2 separate regions of the Homo sapiens genome follow, and region 2 is linked to region 1. The links are chromatin loops, found by intact Hi-C in ENCODE. Cell type or tissue: prostate gland. All regions are shown on one strand.

Evidence for each region. Hi-C counts contacts between places; a loop is a spot of excess contacts. Peaks named below come from ENCODE experiments on the same cell type or tissue, not always from the same donor. Only the 100,000 strongest peaks of a DNase experiment are listed, where the experiment ranks them.
Region 2: it touches region 1 in a loop (2.8-fold over the local background); 8 of 110 quality-filtered maps call a loop at or near these places.

Annotation. Positions count from the first base shown.
Region 1 is chrX:69,283,862-69,288,861 of GRCh38, reverse strand. No RefSeq gene overlaps it. Among named protein-coding and RNA genes, the nearest start is that of LINC00269, 110 kb to the right of the region's middle. RefSeq lists an enhancer at 1,883-2,864. In prostate gland, a CTCF peak has its summit at 2,675 (motif pointing right); DNase peaks (open chromatin) are centred at 2,741 and 3,371; H3K4me3 peaks cover 431 bases; H3K27ac peaks cover 629 bases.
Region 2 is chrX:69,131,764-69,136,763 of GRCh38, reverse strand. LOC107985646 (a long non-coding RNA gene) reads right to left here. Exons shown (of 3, transcript XR_001755985.2): 3 at 688-789. Among named protein-coding and RNA genes, the nearest start is that of PJA1, 31 kb to the left of the region's middle. In prostate gland, a CTCF peak has its summit at 2,575; no DNase peak of the experiment used is centred here.

The sequences.
Region 1 (5,000 bases):
TTGGGGACCAGCTGACCTCCAAGGTTCCTTTCAGCTGGAAAAACTGGTTCCAAGGGACACAGGAGTGAAGAGATGAACTAACTGCCAGACAGGACCTTCAACAAACCGAAAGAGAGCCTCCCAGTCTCAGAGCTGTGGTCCAGCCACTGGGACACTTGCTGAGATCCCATCTAAGATTTAGGGTCAGAGCTGGCAAGCAGAGATACCAAAGGACACCAGTCTAGGGAAGGACAAACAGTGAGGTTCAGGCCTGGCAGTGAAGAAACCTCAACTGAGCCACAATTTGCTGTGTGATCTTAGGTAAGTCTTTTTCAGTCTGTGAGCTTAGATTGACCTATTTGTATTCATAATGGGTAGCAGGGAGCTGAGGAGTGAAATTTGAACCTGATCAATTCTTTCTTTTCTTTTCTTTCTCTCTCTCTTTCTTTCTTTTCTTTTCTTTTTTTCTTTCTTTTTTTTTTTTTTTGAGACAGAGTCTGCTCTGTTGCCCAGGCTAGAGTGCAGTGGCGCTATCTCGGCTCACTGCAAGCTCCGCCTCCCGGGTTCATGCCATTCTCCTGACTCAGCCTCCCGAGTAGCTGGGACCACAGGTGCCCGCCACCATGCCCGGCTAATTTTTTCTATTTTTAGTAGAAACGGGGTTTCACCATGTTAGCCAGGATGGTCTTGATTTCCTGACCTTGTGATCCGCCCGCCTCGGCCTCCCAAAGTGCTGGGATTACAGGCATGAGCCACCACGCTCAGCTGTTCTTTCTTTCTTTTCTTTCTCTCTTTTTTTTTTTTTTTTTTGACAGGGTCTCACTCCTGTCCCAGACGGGAGTGCAGTGGGTGATCACAGCTCACTGCAGCCTCCACCTCCTGGGCCCAGGTGATCCTCCCACCTCAGCCTCCTGAGCAGCTGGGACCACAGGCATGCACCACCACACTCGGCTAATTTTTTTGTATTTTTTGTAGAGATAGGGTTTCACCATGTTGCCCAGGCTGGTCTCCAACTCTGGCCCCAAGCAATCCAACTGCCTCGGCCTCCCAAAGTGCTGGCATTACAGGCGTGAGCCACCGTGCCCGGCCCTGATCAATTCTTTTAAGTCTTTAAGTATAAGGGTCTTAGAGCATTCCAGGATTCCTCAGACTGTATGCTCTGGGACGGGATTTCCTGGGGGTTAAAAATAGAAATAAAACAAAATTACGGACTAGGTACCAGGGAATGTTCTAAGTGCTTTTTACAAATGTTAACTCATGTAATCCTCACAACAGCTCAGTGATGTGAATACTATTACCCCCATTTTGCAGATGAGGAAATTGAGGCAGAGAAAAAATAACTGACAGACTCAAGCACCTAACTGACTCAAACCAAAGACACTCTTTGCCTTCTTTCTGGTTCATTTCCCTAGCTGGGTGACCCTGCCTCCTCCACCCCACACCTTTCAGGGCTTCGTTCTCCTTCATGGCTTTCTCAGCACTGGGCAAGGTATCTCCTGCCTGAGACAGGCTGCCTCCTTGAGGTGCCCTTCACCTCCCTGTGCTTCCTCCCCTCCCTCCCCTCCTCTCTGGGGGAGCTGAGCCAGGCTCAGGTTTCTCCATTTCCAGGCTGAGTCTCCTGCCTTGAGCTGGGCTCACTGAAGAGAAGAGATCTTGCTGACCTTGCACTTTCCATCCACTCTGGGGCTCTGGGCTTTGAATGGACACATAAGGAGTTCTGCACCCCCTGTCATGGTGAGGGACTGAGGAGGGCGGCTGGCCTCTTGCCCTGGACCTCTGGCGTGGAAGAAGTTACCCCAGTCCCACTGAGCGGGCCTGAGTTTGAAACCCACAGGCGTCTCTGTGCAGATCTGGGGCAGAAGTATTGCTGAGGGCACTGGAGGAGGAGTTGGGGCCAAGGGCTGGGTGGGATGTCCACCTGATTATAGTTGCAAACCCCTTCTCCACACGACAATGGAGTACTTACTAATTCTCCCTTGCGTTGGACTAGTTTCTTCCTCAAGCTCTCTCTTTTGGAATGATAGAGTTAGAGTGTTAGAGATAGAGATAGAGTGTAGAGGGCTGGATAGACCCTTAGAAATCATTGAGGCCAAGTCTTTTGCTTCCAGATGGGGAGCCTGAGGCCCAGAGAGGGCAAAGACATGCTCAAAGTTGCACAGCAAGACAGCCATGGAAGCAAGTTGGAACCCAGGGTTCTTGACTCTTCCCGGTAAGTGTCTTATCCAGCTCAGTTCCACCCCTCACTGTGGACAAGAACCTCTACACTCCGCCGCACACACACACGCACACACAAACACAGGCTGTGCGCTATGGCCTAGGGAAGCAGGCCCTTGGGAGTGAAGTGGGAGGCACCCAGAGGCTGATGAGAGGCAGAGGCCAGGATAAGGACGGAAACTGTGCCGCTGGGGTGAGCGTGGCATTCGGAGGCGTGGATGTGCGCTGGTTTTTTTGTGCCTTAGAGCCTCCAGCCCATGCCTTGTGAGCCACCCTTGCAAGGGTGGGAGAGGCCAACGAGAAACGCCCAGGCTCACTATTGAGGTCTTTACTGATGCTTGAAGGGTTTGGAGGCCTCCAGCAAAGTCACTGACCCACCCCCTGGATTTTCGTCGCACTCGTACCCTTCAGGTGTCCAAAGGTCCACCCCGTGCACCCTTTCCCCCAGTTTTCTAGACCGCCGCTGCGGCCGGGTGAGCCAAGGGCCATGGCCACAAGGGGGCACTGGCGCTCCATGGCTCCAATGGGCGTGGAGGCGCGCACTTTCTGCCGGCGTTGGCGGGGGGGGTGCGGGGGCAGCAGGAGTTTGCATTCGGCTCCCCCACTCCTGGCACCCTCCCCATTTCCTCTTGGAAGCCTCCCTAATCCTCTTATGCCGAGGGTCACATCCCTGGGCCCGGGGACGAGGTGTTTCATTTTCAATTCGCCCCCACTGCCCCTGGGGGAGGTCCGTGAAACGTGGGGAGGGGAGTCCCCTGGGCTGAAGCCCTCTTCCCTGCCCCTCTGCCCACCCCTTTCCCTTGCTCTTGTCTTCAGCTTGTCCCTTTTTTGGGTGTATCTCTCCTACCTGCCCTCCCTCCACTCCCCGCCTGGTCAGCCTTCTCCCTTCTCAGAGCCCACGTTCCATCTCCTCTCCTCGGACCTTTCCCCTCCTTTCTTCCTTATCAGCTTTCAGCTTTCACTCCCCGCTTCTCTCTCCCCCCTCCTGCTCCTCTCCCCTTGTCCTCCTCTCTTCTCCCTTCTCTTCTCTCCCCTCCTCCTTCCCCCTTCTCCATTCTCTTCTGCTTTCCCTCTCCTTTCCCTCTGCCCTGGCTCGGGCGGCCTCTCCCTGGAGGAGTCGGGATGTTAGGGTGGAGTGGGCCTTGGCCCTGCCTCTTCCCAGGGCTGTGGGCTCGCTCCCAGGTTTTGCGGGTTGAGACAGGGAGTGAGGGAGGGAACATCCAGCGCTGCTGGAATCTGGGAGTGGAGGCAGCTGTGGGTCAGAAACCCTCCAGTCCTCTTAGCAAGTGCAGCCTTTTCTGGAGGGGAGGGAGATTGAGAATCCAGAGACCTGGGGCCTGATCCCAGCTCCGGCTCTGACCTCTGGCCCTGGCCGTGTGACCTTTCCCATCCTCTCCCTGGGCTTCAGTTTGCCCCTGAAGACAATGGAGAGGTAGATATCTGAGGACTCTCCCAGTCCGTCCTCTATTTTTTTCATTTTTCAGTGGTGACTGTCAATCCCAGGAGGCCTGAGCATGGCTTCTCCCAGATTCACCCTCTGTCCCCATGGCCCCCTTTAAAATGCTAGGGGCCACTGGTGTGACAGAGAGGAGTCTGTCTGTGTCTGTGAGTTGCACTGGAAGAGGGACTGGGGTTGGGTGTGGGCCCTGATGTCAGCATGTTGGGGAATCTGTCTGGCATAGTTGCTCCCTGACTCTGAGGATCTGGGCAGCTCTTGGTGCCTGGAATTGTAGAATGTCAGTGCTGGAAGAGGTCTGGGGCAGAGATAAGTCAAACACCAATATATGGGACCACTGTGGTCCTCACTCCACCCTCCAGCTCTACCCCAGGGTACACACCCAAGGGCCATTGCCTGCCTTTCACCTCTTAGCTTCCAAAAGAACTTAGCCCCTTGTGGGATGAATCAGGAAACTGCGGTCCAGAGAGGGGCAAAGACTTGCCCAGGTACATGCAGCAAGGTGGTGGCGAGCTGAGACCAGGCCCCGAGGCTCGCGCCTCCCAGCTGTGAGCATGCTGGGGATATAAGAACGCAGGTGAGGTGGTGTTGCCACCTGGCACGTGCTTTGGGGGATTGGTGATGTGAAGGAAGTTGTATGTGTGCATGACAGAACTGGGGGCAGGATGGGAGGTGGGAGTCGTTAGGGATGATTGCCTGTTCCCCAGCTCTTGTTCTGGGCACACACCCATCCTCGGAGGAGGCAGCTCTGGAGCTGCCAGTGGTCCTTGTTGCAGCTGGAGGGTAGCACCCCCACCTGACAGTGTGATTTATCACATTCTCCCTTTCTCCCCTCAGCCCCCAACCTTCCTGTAGACCCCAGAGAGGGCCCAGCCTGACTTAGAGGCAATTCACCTGTTTTTGATTTGAGACTCAGGTGGACTTTTCTTTCTTCTCATCAAAGAAGTGGTGAGGGGAAGTCAGAGCCCCATCCATCACCTCAGCCTCTCAGCAGCCTTGGGGAGGGGGAGCAGATGGGCAGGGGAAAGACCCAGGGATCTTGCAGCCTCCTTAATTCCCAAAGGGAGCCTCCCAGACAGCCAGGCAGGGCATTACTGGCCCAGATATTTAGGTCTTGGCTACAAATGCTCAGGAGAAACTGCCTAAGAGGTCCTTCATTGGTGCTCTGGATCTCTGGAGGTCCTAGGGCCAATTTTTGTTTTCTAATCCCTGATACCTAGGCAGGTGAGGGTGGGGCCTGGGAGGGGCTTGGGCCCCAAACAAAAATAGAACAAATATTTAGTGCCTGGAGAAAGAGGGAAGGGGATGCAGGAGGGAATTCATTTTGTTTTCATCACCTGTTCTGGGCCAG
Region 2 (5,000 bases), 150 kb after region 1:
AGGCGCCTGGGAAAATGCACCGTGACTCCAGGAAGCCTGTTGTAAATGGAGCCAGAACAGGAACTTCAGGCAGCATTGTCGGCCCTCCACCGCCTGGGCCTGGACCCCAGGTGTTGGCCCCCAACTCTGCCCTACCCGGTCCTCCTGCTGCTGCTGAGCCCACGTAGCCAAGCCCCTACCGCCCACAGCCGTGGGGGCCAGAGTTAGGTGTGTGAACGGTGGATCTATTCCTTAACGGCCACCTCTGGCCTCCCAAGAAGGGAGAGGGATAGCAGGTAATGTTTTCTGAGCTCTCCGAGCCCAACAAAGCCCTTTGCAAGGACTCTGGACAGTTCTGGCTGAATCTGGGGGACAGCCTAGGGCATCTTGGCTGAAGACTGGCTTGCACACAGTTATCCTTACAAGCAGGGCCCCAGCTCAGGAGGGGTCATTTTATGCCTTTAGGAAGCTGAATGAAAGGAACCCCATTAATCTGTTCAAACTGGCCTCAACTAATGTCTTTGTTCACGAAGGGGATGTGATGCCCTGGGAGAAGAGGGACACTATTTCATGCCTCTCGGGCCTTTGTCTGATAATAACAATGCTCACCAACACTCAGAGCATGTACCCTTTGCCAGAAGCATTTGACATGTAGTCACTTATTTAATCCCAACCGTACGTGTGCTGAAGAAACCAAGGCACAGAGAAGTGAAGTGACTTGCTGAGGGTCACATAGCTAGTAGATAAAGCTGGGCTTAGAACCCAGGTGGTATGGCTCCAGAGTCTTCATCACTGGCTCTGCCATCTAATCTGTGAGAACAATAATAATGACTCTATTAGTGCCAGCTCCTGTGTCAGCCATTTTACACACATACTCGCATGTGGCCGTTCACAACGATTCTGTCAGGTAGACTTCATTGTCTCCATCCTACAAATGAGGCAGCAAAAACTTGGAGGGTTTATGTGACTTTCTTAAGGCCCTACAGTTGGTAAGGGGCAGAGATGGCATTTCAAAACCCAGCTCTGCCTAATTCTTGACAGGCAGGCTTTCCTTGAACACCTTTGCCACTGTTTCAAACAAGCTTTCCACGAGTTAAGCTGCAGTGTGGTATCTGTTGGGTGCTTAGGACAGACCAGGCATTTGTTTCATTTTACGTATATCATCTCTTTTGAGACTTACGCCTACCATGTGAGGGTGGGGGTGTTATTCCATTTGCAGATGGGAACCCTGAGTCTGAGAGACCTTCTCTCTCGCCTGTCCTCTCTCTAGGTTGGGCCACACCCAGCATTCACATCCCTTTTCTTTGGGGGAATAACTTCCCCAGCCACAGTCTCAGAATCCTCAGGCTTCCTGCTGGAAGGAAGGGGCTTGCTGCAGACTTTATGCATTGACTAAATGTTGGAGTCCCAGCTCTGCCACTTCTGGGTGACTTGCGGCAGTTCACTGCCCTGTCTGGGGCATGACTACCACATCCCAGGTGCGTGAGGCTGATCAAATGATGAGATGAGATGCAAAAACATTTTGTAAACTCTGGAGAACTATATAAAGGTGAGCAGGGGCTCTGAGATGAAGGTTTCCATCTCTAGCATTCTGGCATGACCTCATTGCACACGTGTCCAACACACGCATTGGCATCAACATTGAAACACACATACCAGCACCAGTAGGCTTCAGGCAGATGGGTGGGAAGGGAGGGGATTGTCCTTGCTCCTGAGTTGTCTCTCCTCTAGGCAGAGCATCCACTAGTTCTTTAATCTTTCCTTCTAGGACAAGATTTCAAGACTCCCCTCCCCCAAGGAGTTAGATAAAGTAGAAAGATCGTGGGGTTCGGAATCCTGCAGATCTGGGTTTAAACCCACGTTTTGCTAATTTCTAGCTGTGCGATCTTGGAAAATTGCCTTTACCTCTCTGAGCCTCAATTTCTTCATCTGCAGAATGGACATGATAATATTGTAGTACTGATCTCAGGCTAGTCTGAGGCCCATATGAAAAGTCATGGGCTAGGTGCCAGAGATGCAAATATGGGTAGACTTCAGTCCTGGATATCAAGTAGCAAGGGAGAAAGGTCAAGCAGCAGGCAGATGGTCTCAAGTGTTGTGATAGAAGTTAGCCAGGGCTCTAGAGTCCCAGAAGGAGCCAGAAGAGGAGCACGTAGTCTCAGAGGAGGGTGTGGCTTCACAGATACGGTATTGTCCGCACTGGTTCTTAAAGGGGAATAATAAATAGTGGTTAACACTCTACAGTGCTTCATGTGTGTCAGGCACTGTTGTAAGTGCTTTACATGCATGATCTAATTTATTCCCTTGTAAGAGAAATACAACCTTAAGGGGTAAAAACAGTCTTCACCCCCATTTTACAGATAGGGAAACTGAGGCCCAGAGAGGATAAGTGACTTTCCTGGTTAGGCAGTCAGGGCCCTGAGCCCACACTCTCAACCACTCCACCAAGCTGCCTGTGTGAGTAGAAGCTTGCCAGCAGAAGAGTAAGGTGAGACTATAGAGCATAGCATGAAAGCACAATCCCTTCCAGGGCTGGGAGGTGGGATAGGTGAGCAGGGGCCGGATCTCAAGGGCCTGTGCGCCAGGCTCAGGAACTTAGACTCTCCTCTGGGGGCAGTGGGGAGTCACTGGCAGATTTGAATTGGAGAATTACATGCTCAGATTTGTCTGCAGGAAAGGTCTAAGTGGCTGTAGTGTGGAGGCTGGTCCGAGGAGGACGCACTCTGGTGGCAGAGAAATGATAAAGGCCTGGATTCCGGCCGTGTTTGTAGGGATGGAATGCTTGGGATGGATTCCAGAGCTATTAAGGAGGTAAAATTGGCAGGTCACAGTAACTAATTAGATGTGAGGAGCAAGGGAGAGGGAGGAGCAAAGGTTTCTAGCCAGGAACTTGGGTGGATGGTAGGGTTACCCCTGGAGAAATAAAGCTGAAATGAAGTGTGGTGTGGGTCTGGAGCAATGAGGTGTGGTCTGGGAGTATAAATTCTGTTTGGGGCAAGGTGGGTTTGAAGTGTCTTTGATGATGACCACTGGGTAAATGTCTGTACTAGCTGATGCTTGGGGGAGTAGCCCAGGCTGAGGTTACATGGAATTTACTTGCTGAGAGGAGGTGGTGGAAGCCGCAGGAGGGGCTGAGAGAGCCAGGGAGAGCATCCGTAGGGGAGGTGACCCGACATTTAAGGGGCATACTGGAGAATAGGGGCCTGGGAAAGAGACTGAGAAAGAATGGTCAAAGAAGCCGGAGGAGAACTAGGAAAGCCATGTCTGAGTAGACAGTAGAGGATTAGGGAGTCGCAATTGTCACATAGCAGGAAGTAGTCACAAATATCAAATGTGACTGAGAGGTTCCACGAGCTAAGTCCGCTGATTCTTGTAATTAGGTTTTTGAGGTCCTGGGTGACAGCTGAAGTAGGGATGGGAAGCTGGGAAGCTGTCAGCAGTGGTCTGAGGTGTGGAGGACAGGTGGGGAAGTGGGGACAGCCCAATAAGGACCCTGGAAAAGGAGATATGGAACATTAACTAGGGAGAGACACAGGATCAAGGGGGGAGCCAAGAGCAGCCGACGGGAAAGTTAGTCCCTTCCCTCCTGGCCATTTTGCTCCCTGCCTCTCCCTGCCATACCCCCAGACTTGGGTCTCTGCCCTGGGCGTGCTGGGGTTTGTCAGTGCCTTTCAAGGTGCTGGCCCCTCCACCTCTCTTCAGGCTCCCTCAAGTCTCACAGCAGAAACCTCCCTTTGCTTGTCTCTGGAATGAGCCCCTAGGAGAGCTGATGAGACAGCAATTAGACCAGTTGCAACGGCCGTGCGTTCACATCTCTGTGCCAGGGCAGGCCTGCTGGGACCCTGCCAAACTCTTCTGAGCCAGCCCCATAGCCTGGTCTCCCTCCTATGTGACCCCCATGGCCACCATCTACCGAGGGACCTCCAAAGGCATAGAGGCTGGGGAATGGCCTCATTAACATCTCTGGCCTCTGTCAGATATGGCTATCTATGCATTTAGGATCCAGGTACAACCCTACAAGCCCTGGGGCTGGGCCAGTGCCCACCAGTTTTAGGGCAGCTGAGTGAAACAGAAAGGGCAGGGGCAGACTTCCCTTCCATGCCCCTGCCCTTCATGCCTGTGTGACTCAAGATGTTGCCCCTTTATCAGGCTCCCATGTCTCCCCTTTCCACAAAGCCTCTAGAGGATTCCAGCCTTCTAGAAAGAAATCTGCCTTTGTGTGATGGGTTCGTTGTTTTGGGCCAGCAGCATCTGCCTGTTGTGCCCTGTGGCTGTTGGGACCTATTTTTCCAGAGGCTTTTTAGCCTCAGTAGGAAGGCTTCATAGCCCTGGGAGTCATCCATCTCACATCACTACCCCCAACCTTAGTATACTTGTCTTTCCTGTTTCCAGCTTGCAGTCAGTGGATGGCAGCCCCCTGGCTTTGCCCTCACCATCTCAAAATTGATATATCCTAGAACTATCATAAATGTTCATTTATCCTAACAGTTTTTGATTGAATGAAGGCCACAAATACCTCGGTAGACTCCGCATTGAAAAGACCATCTGCCCCTCTCCCCAGCCCCCCACACCTCACCCCTTCCACAAACATCTCAGTGATTTGTTCTGCGTTGGGCCCCAGAGAAACAGAAATGCATCAGAGATCACTCCCACCCTCTCCGAGCTCACCATCTGGTGGGAGGCACAGACATGTCCACAAAGCATTCAAATGTCTTATTTGGGTGTCCTGCTGGGATATTGTTCAGAGTGCAGGGAGGGAGGGAAGGCAAAAGAGGCAGCCACTGCATCGTACTGAGGGGTGTTGGGAGACTTGAAAGGTAAACAGGTGTTTGGAAGGTGGACAAGGAGGCAGAGGATGCAGTTTGGGAAGAGACTCAGTGGCATACAATGGCCTGGTAATTTTGAAGGCTGTGGGTTGGGCTCTGGGGGCACTGCTCATAGTACAGATGGAGACACTGAGGTATGGAAAGGATGTACTTGTGAGGTGATGGTACAAAAGGAGGGGAAAGCTGTGTGAGTCA